Regions from separate parts of the Homo sapiens genome. Here region 2 is linked to region 1. Evidence: read pairs that join two places in POLR2A ChIA-PET (ENCODE). Cell type or tissue: MCF 10A. All regions are shown on one strand. Links, peaks and the distances in the headings refer to the core of each region. The heading gives the core; the rest is flanking DNA.

The links. ChIA-PET counts read pairs that join two places held together with the same protein. Peaks named below come from ENCODE experiments on the same cell type or tissue, not always from the same donor. Only the 100,000 strongest peaks of a DNase experiment are listed, where the experiment ranks them.
Region 2: POLR2A ChIA-PET joins it to region 1 with 24 read pairs; 2 of 35 experiments call an interaction of 5 or more read pairs at or near these places.

The regions. Positions count from the first base shown.
Region 1 is chr6:117,494,448-117,499,841 of GRCh38, reverse strand. All of the region lies in intron 1 of DCBLD1 (discoidin, CUB and LCCL domain containing 1), which reads right to left. Among named protein-coding and RNA genes, the nearest start is that of DCBLD1, 14 kb to the right of the region's middle. In MCF 10A, for the core only: no CTCF peak of the experiment used is centred there; DNase peaks (open chromatin) are centred at 1,431 and 3,241.
Region 2 is chr6:117,421,367-117,426,760 of GRCh38, reverse strand. ROS1 (ROS proto-oncogene 1, receptor tyrosine kinase) reads left to right here and starts at 819. Exons shown (of 44, transcript NM_001378902.1): 1 at 819-1,227. The coding sequence starts at 1,105. In MCF 10A, for the core only: no CTCF peak of the experiment used is centred there; DNase peaks (open chromatin) are centred at 830, 1,120 and 2,820.

The DNA.
Region 1 (5,394 bases), core at 303-5,302:
AAGCATTATTCTTATTACCTCATTCTGACACTCAGGTAGCCTACCTCTCATAGCCTGACTCTCTCTAATTGACAATCACTGACAAAGAAGACAAAAGTTACTTAAAAATCTATCAGTTTATCTTCTTTGTCTTAGGTATCAATGTCAGTATCCTGGTTGTGATATGGTATTGTAGTTTGCAAAGATGTTATAATTGAGGGAAACTAGGTAAAATGTATACAATATCTCTCTGTATTAGTTCTTCCAATTGCATGTGATCTACAATGATCTGAAAATAAAAAGGTTAATTAAATAATTGAAAAAATAATGTCAATCAAGTTTGCCTGGCTGGGGATGGAAGTGAGGAGGCTTTTACTTTTTCTATTTTATACTTTTTTATACTCTTTGCATTTTGTTATCCTGTATGCTTTTTCTCTTTTTTTTTTCTTTTTCTTTTTGAGACGGTCTCATTCCATCACCCAGGCTGGAATACAGTGGCACAATCACAGCTCACTGCACCCTCGACCTCTGAGGCTCAAGCAATCTTCCCACGTCAGCCTCCCAAGTAGCTGGAACTACAGGCACACACCACCACACCTGGCAGATTTTTTTTTTTTTTTTTGGTAGAGATGGGGGCCACACTATGTCGCCCAGGCTGGTCTGGAACTCCTAGGCTCAAGCGATCTTCCCGCCTTGGCCTCCCAAATGCTGGGATTACAGGTGTGCACCACTGCACCTAGCCTAAAATTCTTTTAATTAAAGCATTAAACAGATCTGCAAAAAAAAGCTCTCTATGAAATACAGTTGACCCAGTTTCTTCAGCAATGAATTAAATGAAGAGGCACACACAAAAAAGTGTTTATTTTAGATTTAAAAGACACTTATGTGCCATAGCAATTAAGTGAGACTTGCTTGAATCCTGATTTGAAAAACCAACCTTATAAAATCTTTTAAATAGATAATTGAGATATTAAATAATTTCAGATAATTATAATTTTATTAGGTGAGATAATGGCATTGAGGCTACATAAGAAAATGCCATTTTTTTGAGGGATGCCTACTGACATATGCAGGGCTGAAATGACATAAGGTCTGGGATTTGCCTTAAAATACCTGGCAAAAAAGAGGTGATGCAGAATAAATGAAAAAATACGGAGAAATGTTGATGGTTGCTATAGATGGATGATGAGGGCTCACAGTTCTAAGAATATTAAAAATTAAAAGAAATAAAGATCCATCTTTAAGGGAAAAAAATAAAACCACGATCTTATGATTAAACTCCAAGTAGTGTTGTGGGGAGGATAGGCCGGGAGTGACACAGTAAAGTGCCACCTATCTAACATCAAAATAGGGGGAATGGGGAATGAAGAGGGGAGGAGGAAGTTTTGCCACAGGGAATTTGACCACTCTTCAAAGTGGCTACACCACACAATGTTTATCTGTTCCTTCCTTTCGACTGTAATTTCTTGCCAAAGCACATGATGACTAAACTAAGTATCATTTCCTCCTCTTCTAGACTGAAAGCTCCTCTCAACTGTAGAATATTTCCAGGGTGGTCTCTCTGTAATGGGCCTAAATCCTGGTGTCTGTTTGGAGCCACAGCTGGTTTGTGACACTGACCACCACTTCCTCAAAACAATTTACAAGAACAAAACTAGATGTATGAAGTTTAGATTCTGGAAAAAGGTGCAAGTATTCATGAATATTTCAGAACTCCCAAAGTGATCTATGTACAGAATTTAAGTATACAGATTTTAATTCTGAACATTTGGAAACAATCTAAATTAGAAATGAACAGCCAAACTGATATCTCCAAGCAATGTGATGTTAAGGAAGTTACTCATGTTTTAGAAGAATATTTAACATGAAAACACTTTAATACAGAATATATTGTACACACATAGATGTGTAATATTTAAAGTGTTTACTTCTATGGTATAAGTTTACAAGTGATTTTCATTTTATTTATACATTTTTCCTCTAAATATTCTATAATATGAATACATATAAAGGAGAAAAATAATATAATTAAAACTACCAAATTCACCTAACATTCTTTGTAACACTAAAGGCTACTTTCAACATTAGCCTCATAATACAGATAGGAAGAAGTCACGGACTGTCATTAAAAATTCAGGAAACAAACAACTAGGAACTTAGTATACTGTAGTTCTCACTTCAAGAAGTCCAGTCAAGAGAAGAAAGATATATTAACAAGTAAATTCTTGAGACTAACTTGACAGAGTTACAGAGATATGGACTCAGTATCTATTCTCCAAATGCCTGAAATTAATGGATAGGTCTCTACCTTTTAGCTTTTAACATCAGCTATTCAAGAGTTGTCGATATACAAGCTACTTTCTAAATAAGCTTAGAACAAATCCTAGATGCTTGTATACACAAGCCAATCCTTTATTTAGTCTACTTTAATTCCATCCACTACAAAAGGAAAACAATAACTTCCTTAAAAGACTATTTCCCTTTGATAAGAAATCATGTTCCACTAAAAGAAAAGCAAAATAAGATATACCTGGTATGGACTAAGTTCTGCAATACTAGAAAGTATGATTAGACTTTAAAAGAAAACTTGTAACTGAATTGCACTTGTTGGAAAATGATTTGGGTGGAGTAAATTGAACAGTGCAAATATACTTTTTTTAAATTTTTTTTGAGACGGAGTCTTGCTCTGTCGCCCAGGCTGGAGTGCAGTGGCGCAGTCTCGGCTTACTGACCTCCGCCTCCCAGGTTCAAGCAATTCTCCTGCCTCAGCATCCCGATTAGCTGGGATTACAGGCATGTACCACCAAGCCCGGCTAATCACATATACTTTTTAGATTGATTATTAACTAGTCCTTAGAGTAAGACAGAAACCTCAAGCTTTTTTAAAATTATTATTATGGCCTAGAGTTAGAACACAGATTTTTTTATCACACCTCAAGTAATCACATATGCATACACATGCATAAACAATGAACAAAAGTTAAATGATACCACTATTTTATTACATGTAATGCACTGTGATTATTTCCTATTCTATTCAGTTTCATTTTTGTTTTTGTCAAAGCATACTGGTTGTGCCTACTGAAGTGATTTCATTACCTATTAATGGGTCCTAACCTGCAACTTGGGAAAGAGTGCTCTAAAATATCACAAAAGTAAAACCATTTCTAAAAACATGATTTCATTAGTTGTATCCTTGCTCTTCTAATATTCAAGTTACAACAGGTCTCAACACATATACAATCATCCATGTGTGGGTGTGAGAAAATTTCTTCCCATGTCTAAGATCAAGTGAGCTCTTGATGACTACAATCTTTTCAACCACAAAGGAGAGCTTGCAATTATTACAGAGTTTTGTCTGATGGTAGGGCAAACAGATTTTCCAAGATATCATTAATTCCATTCTCAGCCTTACTCTCTTAGAAACTTTGCTCTTCTTCAATTGTGCTTAGCTTTTTACCTTGTAGGCCGCCAGAAGCAAAAGAAAAACAGGAGCAAAAGGGCCTCAGTTGCTATGTGAGAATGAACAAAGGCAAAACAGAACTTGTAATGATAAAACAAAATAATTATTCAAAATCTTCAGTTTTTCTGAAAGGAATATGGATAATAATACTATGCTGAAAGAAGTTACAGCTATCGACTAGAAACACATGACCATGTTTTATAAAACTGACAATCTCTTTCAACTTTATTCTCACCACATATAAAATAGATGCTAATGATATGACTAGTGATCTAATAAGGATGATAATGCTGTTGACTCAGCAGATGAAACATTTGAAAGTAAAATAAAAGGAAACACAAGGAATATGTCAAAAGTCTCTCTGTGGAAACTTTCAACATTCCTATCAGCTAAAAGTGTCACTTAAAATAAATCAGTCTGAATGTATGAAAATGAATCAAATCATTTAAAGAGATCCTATCTACGATTCCTCTATGATTCCCTATATAATGTGGGATTACTTCCATCAGTGTCCAAAGACATCAATAATTACCATGTTAAGATATTTAAAAGATTCATAATTTGCTGCCAAAGGAAAAAAATCTCAAAATCTAGCCAATGCTATTCTTTAATGTGCTATACATAAAATCAGTGAACACTGCAGTTTTTGGTCACTCTCCAGTCTTGAGACTTCTGCTGAAAAGCAAAAGATTATTAGAAGGCTTGTGGATGTGGGGGAGGAGAGTTGACACACCTATCATTTCCTAATTCATAAATTATTTCCATATACTTGGGAGGTGACAGAGCATAATGGTTACAACCTGGATTCTGGCACAGCCCTGCCTAACACTGGCTTTGTGGCCTTGGGTGAGTCTTTTTACCTCTCTAAGGTAAAACTGAATTCCATCATCCATAATCTAAAGACAACAATAGTGCCCAATTTCATGAGCATTAAAAGGGAGAATGCTAATAAAAACAAAGTATCAAGCACAGAGGCAACCATATAGTAAAAATTCAATATGTTAACTGCTACTATTTTTATCTTAAAATTCTACACATTATTAAAGTATCAAAAATATTGCTTTGAATTAGCTGACTTTGTCCAAATTCCATCACCCATTGGCTGTATGATCCTAAGAAATCCCCCATTTAGTGTATATCAATTTTCCTCATCTGTAAAATTACCAACCATAACTGGGTGTGGTGAAGATGAATAAGGCTGTGTGTGTGTGCTTTAATCGGCTGAGAAAGTCTAATTAGAATGCATTTCCCAGTATTTATCTAATGCCCACTTACTGCTATGTCAGCATGTCCTGAAGTAGATACTGTGGTACTAGTCTGGGTGGTTTACCAGGGGGTTATGCCCTCACCCTCCTCAAAAGAGCTGCAAGGTCAGTAAGCTTGCAGAATTCCACCTTTTTCTTTACCACAGAACATCTCAAAGCCCTTACAGTGTATAGTGAAGCTCTGATGCGTGTTGCAGTTTACAGTATTTCCCAGAAAACTCTTTCCTCTTGGGGCATCTCCTGGGAGTAGTGCTCTGTGAGACATACTGGTGAACTCCTGGGTTAGACTCTCACAAGTGGGACACACAGAGAGATCCCATGATAGGGCTTCTGGGATTGAAGATCTTACGTGGAGAAGTGGACTTTGGCCTCTGGAGTTCTAAAAATGATACTGAAGTTATATTATGTGACTTGATTCAAAAGCAAGACTTTTCTCACTGTTGTTATTAAGTTACAAGTCCTTTGTGGGCATCTACAACAAACTGGACACATTGGTTAAGAGAAGTTTCTTAATTTCAAAGAAGACTTTTAAGAAAAAAAAAAAACTTGTTTGTACAGCGAAACAATTCTAAGACAACTGTTTTATCTCTGTTGAATAGATGCTTAGAATAAGGAAGTCAGAGAAAAGAGGCTGCTGACCTTTGTTAATAATGTCAGGATGTTGATGTAATATCCAAGCTGCCACTG
Region 2 (5,394 bases), core at 142-5,141, 73 kb after region 1:
CAAGGAGGTTGGCCTGTTGTACCGCGGTGGCTCACGCCTGTAATCCTAGCACTTTTGGAGGCCGAGGTGGGCGGATCACGAGGTCAAGAGATCGAGACCACTCTGGGCAACATGGTGAAACCCCATCTCTACTAAAAATACAAAAATTAGCTGGGCATGGTGGCGGGCGTCTGTAGTCTCAGCTACTCGGGAGGCTGAGGCAGGAGAATCGCTTGAACCTGGGAGGCGGAGGTTGCAGTGAGCTGGGATCATGCCACTGCACTGTAGCCTGGGCGACAGACAGAAATTCAGTCTCAAAGAAAGAGAGAGAGAGAGAGAGAGGAAGGAAGGCAGGCAGGAAGGAAGCTTGTACAATGTTTCCTTCTCAAAGCAGACACTTGAACATATCTTAGGTTTCTGGTAACTAGTTTCAGCTGTCTCGATAGACCTGATAAGTCAGTATTTTAGTTAATATGTAGTAAAGTTCTGAGAGTACTCTAACCAACTTCCTTGTTTTTAACTCTCTCCCAGGGTATTTGTCTATTAATTTCAGCTTTGTTTGCTCTTAAATTTAAAAATATGTATTTGGCTTCTGAGTTCTGTTTTCTCTCTCAGTTGCATTGCTTGATTTGGGTGCCTCTATTTTTCCAATAATTCTTTATTATAATAGTGCTACTGTTTGCTAAAGCATACGTGGTCAAAACCCAATTCCCTGCAGAGCTGAAAAGAGCTCAGAGAAGTAAGGTGGTGGACGACCCACTGAAATGTTCCAGTTTCAGACTGCATGTGTCACACCCTTGCTGAAATACAATTCGTTTTCTTTAATTTCCATGTGAAGTGCACTTCTAAGAACTAACCTTTAGTCACTGGGTGACTTTATGGGAGTAAAAGGAAGCTGTTATGAAATAGCTCTTATGGAACTGTTACAAGCTTTCAAGCATTCAAAGGTCTAAATGAAAAAGGCTAAGTATTATTTCAAAAGGCAAGTATATCCTAATATAGCAAAACAAACAAAGCAAAATCCATCAGCTACTCCTCCAATTGAAGTGATGAAGCCCAAATAATTCATATAGCAAAATGGAGAAAATTAGACCGGCCATCTAAAAATCTGCCATTGGTGAAGTGATGAAGAACATTTACTGTCTTATTCCGAAGCTTGTCAATTTTGCAACTCTTGGCTGCCTATGGATTTCTGTGGTGCAGTGTACAGTTTTAAATAGCTGCCTAAAGTCGTGTGTAACTAATCTGGTAAGTCTCACAATCTAATATTTGTCTTTGCAGGAACTAGAACATGTAGCATTCAGCTTGTTATAACTGATAGAATTGTTTTCTCTTTATGAGGAGTTTTCTTATGAGAAGTGGTGGCAACAAGGCAAGATAGATTATTTTTTCTTAAATAAGTTAGGAGCCCTTATAATTGCAGAAGATAAAGCAGGCTATTTTATTTCTTTAGGGTATGTGGTCATATATTTTTTGGGCTAGAGGACTGGGTAAAGGAGGTTTAAATGGAATCAATTTTGCCAATTTTGCACACTTAAAAACTTTCTATTTAAACTTATTTATTACAAAGTCATTAGTAGTTGTCTTGAAACCTGAAATCGGTTTGGCCACAGGATAATGCCTGCTAATTCCAGCTGTGTAGGGAGCTGGATGAAAAAGGAAGCAGATACAGTTGCCATGTAAAATAATATTTTAAAGCAATAATTATTTGTACATTTCTTTATTTCTGTTTGTGCATTTATTATTTTAGTTAGTGAGTTTTTTATATGGAAATTCATGCTTTCATTCTCATTTCTGGGTGTCATCCCTTCTCTAACTATTGTACCATCTCTTTTCAGTTGTAATTTAGTTGTGCTTAAAACAGTCACTGAATTAACTTTAAAAACCAAGTACTCTATAGACAGAGAAAATGCACTCTTCCTGTCTAAAGACAAATAAAATATCATGATAGTTTGCATATGACCCTATCTATAGCCATACTTTTAAACATAATGCAAGTACTAAATATAGTATTCATTATATTATTCTAAAGTATTGGAGATAGAATTATGTGGCAGATTAAAAAGAAACTTGCACTTATACACTTTTGATTTAAACTGTAGTTTAAAACACTACTTAGGTTTACCATGGTTAGTAGCATTTTTTTAAAAGTTTAGTATTTTATATAAATCTTTGCCGAAGACTTCATTGCCTTTAATATAGAATTGCATGCTTTAGTTTTTTATATTTGTAACCCAAACTTAAAAATGGAAGAATGGAACTACTAAATGTTTCAACTACTGAATGGAAAACTAAATGTTCTAAAAAAGATTTTAACTTTTTTCTAATTATAATAAGAGTATACATTTTAAATAAAATATTTATAACATAGAGAACTACAGAAGAATAAAAAACTTCTAATTCTAGCCCTAGTAATCTTTTGATTGAATTTTCTTTTAGTATTTTTCCTCATATATATATATGTATACATATATATCTATAATTTACACCCAGCTATGCAACCAGCTTTTTCATTACATTGTATTGTGAGTTTTCCCCTAGACCCTGAGATTTTTTTAGAAACAGAATCTTTATTATCTTTAGAGTATTCCATTATATGAATGTACCACCATAATTTATTTGTTAATTTCCCTGCTACTGAAACTGATTTTAGTTGTTTCCAATATTGCAGTCTCCATTTTATTTTACTGTCGTTTTATTTATTCTTATCTTTTTGTGTGGGCTCCTTGCTTCCAGGGTTTGGCAGTAGGAATAGACAGTTTGTTCCTTTGTTGAGTTGCCTTCCGTTCACCACCTACAGAGAATGGCACAGCTGATGTGTGGCAACAGCAAGAGAGACACGGTCTGCCAATTTGACCAGTGAAAGTACTACATGTTCCCACATAGGGCCTGGAGGGACAAAAGTGAAGTGAATGTACAATTGAATGTAACCATGGTTCACAGGAGAGGATATACAAAGTGCTCAAGTTTATTATATTTTCTGCATCATTTTTAAAAACATGGACATTTACTCTGAAGGTCATCTATAATTTTATTGGGTGATTCTTGATATTGAGAAATGTTTTCTTAAAAAAAAAAAGTCACCACAAGAATGTCTTGTCCAAAAATAAAATGTTAGAATTGTGGGCCAAATTGCACGAAGCAGAGTTCTATGCTTGAGCATTGGTATTTTACATTACTTTTATCTTACGTTAACAGAGATCTGCATGTACTAGTTGAAAGTATTAACTGAAAAGTTTTTTTGAATTCTAGAAGCCATGTGCTGCAGAAAACAACAAACAATTAATGCTCTTCAGAACTCTAGTATTGTGAGATCCTTTATGATAAAGAAAAAAGAATTCACGGTTGAATCATTTGTGGAAGTGTATTTTGCTATGCCCTCTTTTTGTAGATTCACAGGGCACAATAACATGTTAAAAGCTTTGTTTAATCATAATTTTCCCATCTTTAGCAACAAAACCCTTTTTTAATGTTTCCATAAGTTATTGGGGGAACAGGTGCTATTTGGTTACATGAGTAAATTCTTTAGTGGTGATCTGTGAGATTTTGGTGCACCCATCAGCCATGTATACACTACACCATATTTGTAGTCTTTTATCCCTCACCCTGCTCCCACTCTTTCCCCTAAGTCCCCAAAGCCCATTGTATCATTTTTATGCCTTTGCATTCTCATAGTTTTGCTCCCACTTATCAGTGAGAACATACGATGTTTGGTTTTCCATTCCTGAATTACATCACAAACCCCCTTTTTTTTTTGAATTAACAAATCACAACAACTGAGGAACTAATATTGAGAAGGGCTCAGGAGTATCAATTCCATTCAATAAATTTCATTCAATATCAATTTATTGAATGGATTCCATTCAATAAATTTTCCTAGGTATCTATGTATATTCAGCTCTGTGGTGGATGCAATTCGGAATACAAAAGAAGTGAATTATGTAATCAATGCCCTAAAGTAAGTTATCAAATACTGAGATATCAAGGTTTCTATCACTAGACAGTTAAAGGCTGTTACAAACATGATGTGCTTTTATAATATTAGAGGGTGATGACAATACATTTATTTTTGATTTGTATCTTAAGTTCCAAAGAAATAAACTGAAAATCAACTGAAAGACTATTAGAAATAATAGGATTTGGAAGATTTTTAAAAAATTAATGTACAGACATGAAAAATTGTCTTGTATATCAATATATAACATTAAAACAAAATAATATAATAAGATCATAATTCAGAAATTTTATAAAATATTTACAAATTAGCATAGTTTTTATTGCTACAGGAATAAACCTGTGAGTAAAACAGAATACAATCAAGAAATAAAACCATGTACATAAAGAATGTGAAATATGATAAAGATGACAATTCAAACCAATGAGTTGCTATCCATGTAGCATAAAAAATTCCTACATAACTGCCAGATTCAAATAAATTTCAGGATATATTTTGTAAAAAGGTATGACTTTTGGTTAAGTGCGATGGCTCATGCCTGTAATTCCAGCACTATGGGAGGCTGAGGCGGACAGTTCCCTTCAGCCCAGGAGTTTGAGACCAGCCTGGGCAACATGGTGAGACTCCTGTCTCTACAACAAATACAAAAATTAGCTAGGCGTGGTGGCATGCACCTGTAGTCCCAGCTACTTAGGAGGCTGAGGTGGGAGGATTGATTGAGCAGGGAGGTCGAGGATGCTGTCAGCTGTGATTACACCACTGTGCTCCAGCCTGGGTGACTCTGTTTCTAAGAAACAAAAACAGAAAGGTTTACTTAAATGCAAACAGACAAATAAACAAAACAAAGCAAGTGTTTACTTCATAAAAATATTAGAAGAAATTGGGGTGACTGTTTCTGTAATCTTGAAGTAGAAATGCCTTAAGAAGCCTAATTAAAAAATTTAGACTCCCTAAAAAGAAATTATCAATAAATTTGACTACTTAGAAACTTAAACTGTTATGACAACAGTATACAATAACTGCAAAGCCAAAAAGTGGAAAAAAAGTATTACACATGATAAATAATGTTTTTAAAGAAAAAATCCCTGATACACATAAAAGCATGTAAGATGAATTTAGAATATAAACAGCCACTTCAAAAAAGAAGTATAAGTGTCCATCAACTGATGAGTGGATAAAAAAATGTGATATATATACACCATGGAATACTACTCAGCCATAAAAAGGAATGAAATAATGTCTTTGCAGCAACTTGGATGGAGCTGGAGGCCATTATTCTATGGAGGCCATTATTTGGCCAGGAATAGAAAACCAAATACCGTATGTTCTCACTTATAAGTGGTAGCTAAGCTATGGGTACACAAAAGCATGCAGAGTGGTATAATGGACTTTGGAGACTCAGAAGGGGGAGGGAAGGAGAGGAGTGAGGGATGAAAAACTACATGTTGGGTACAATGTAT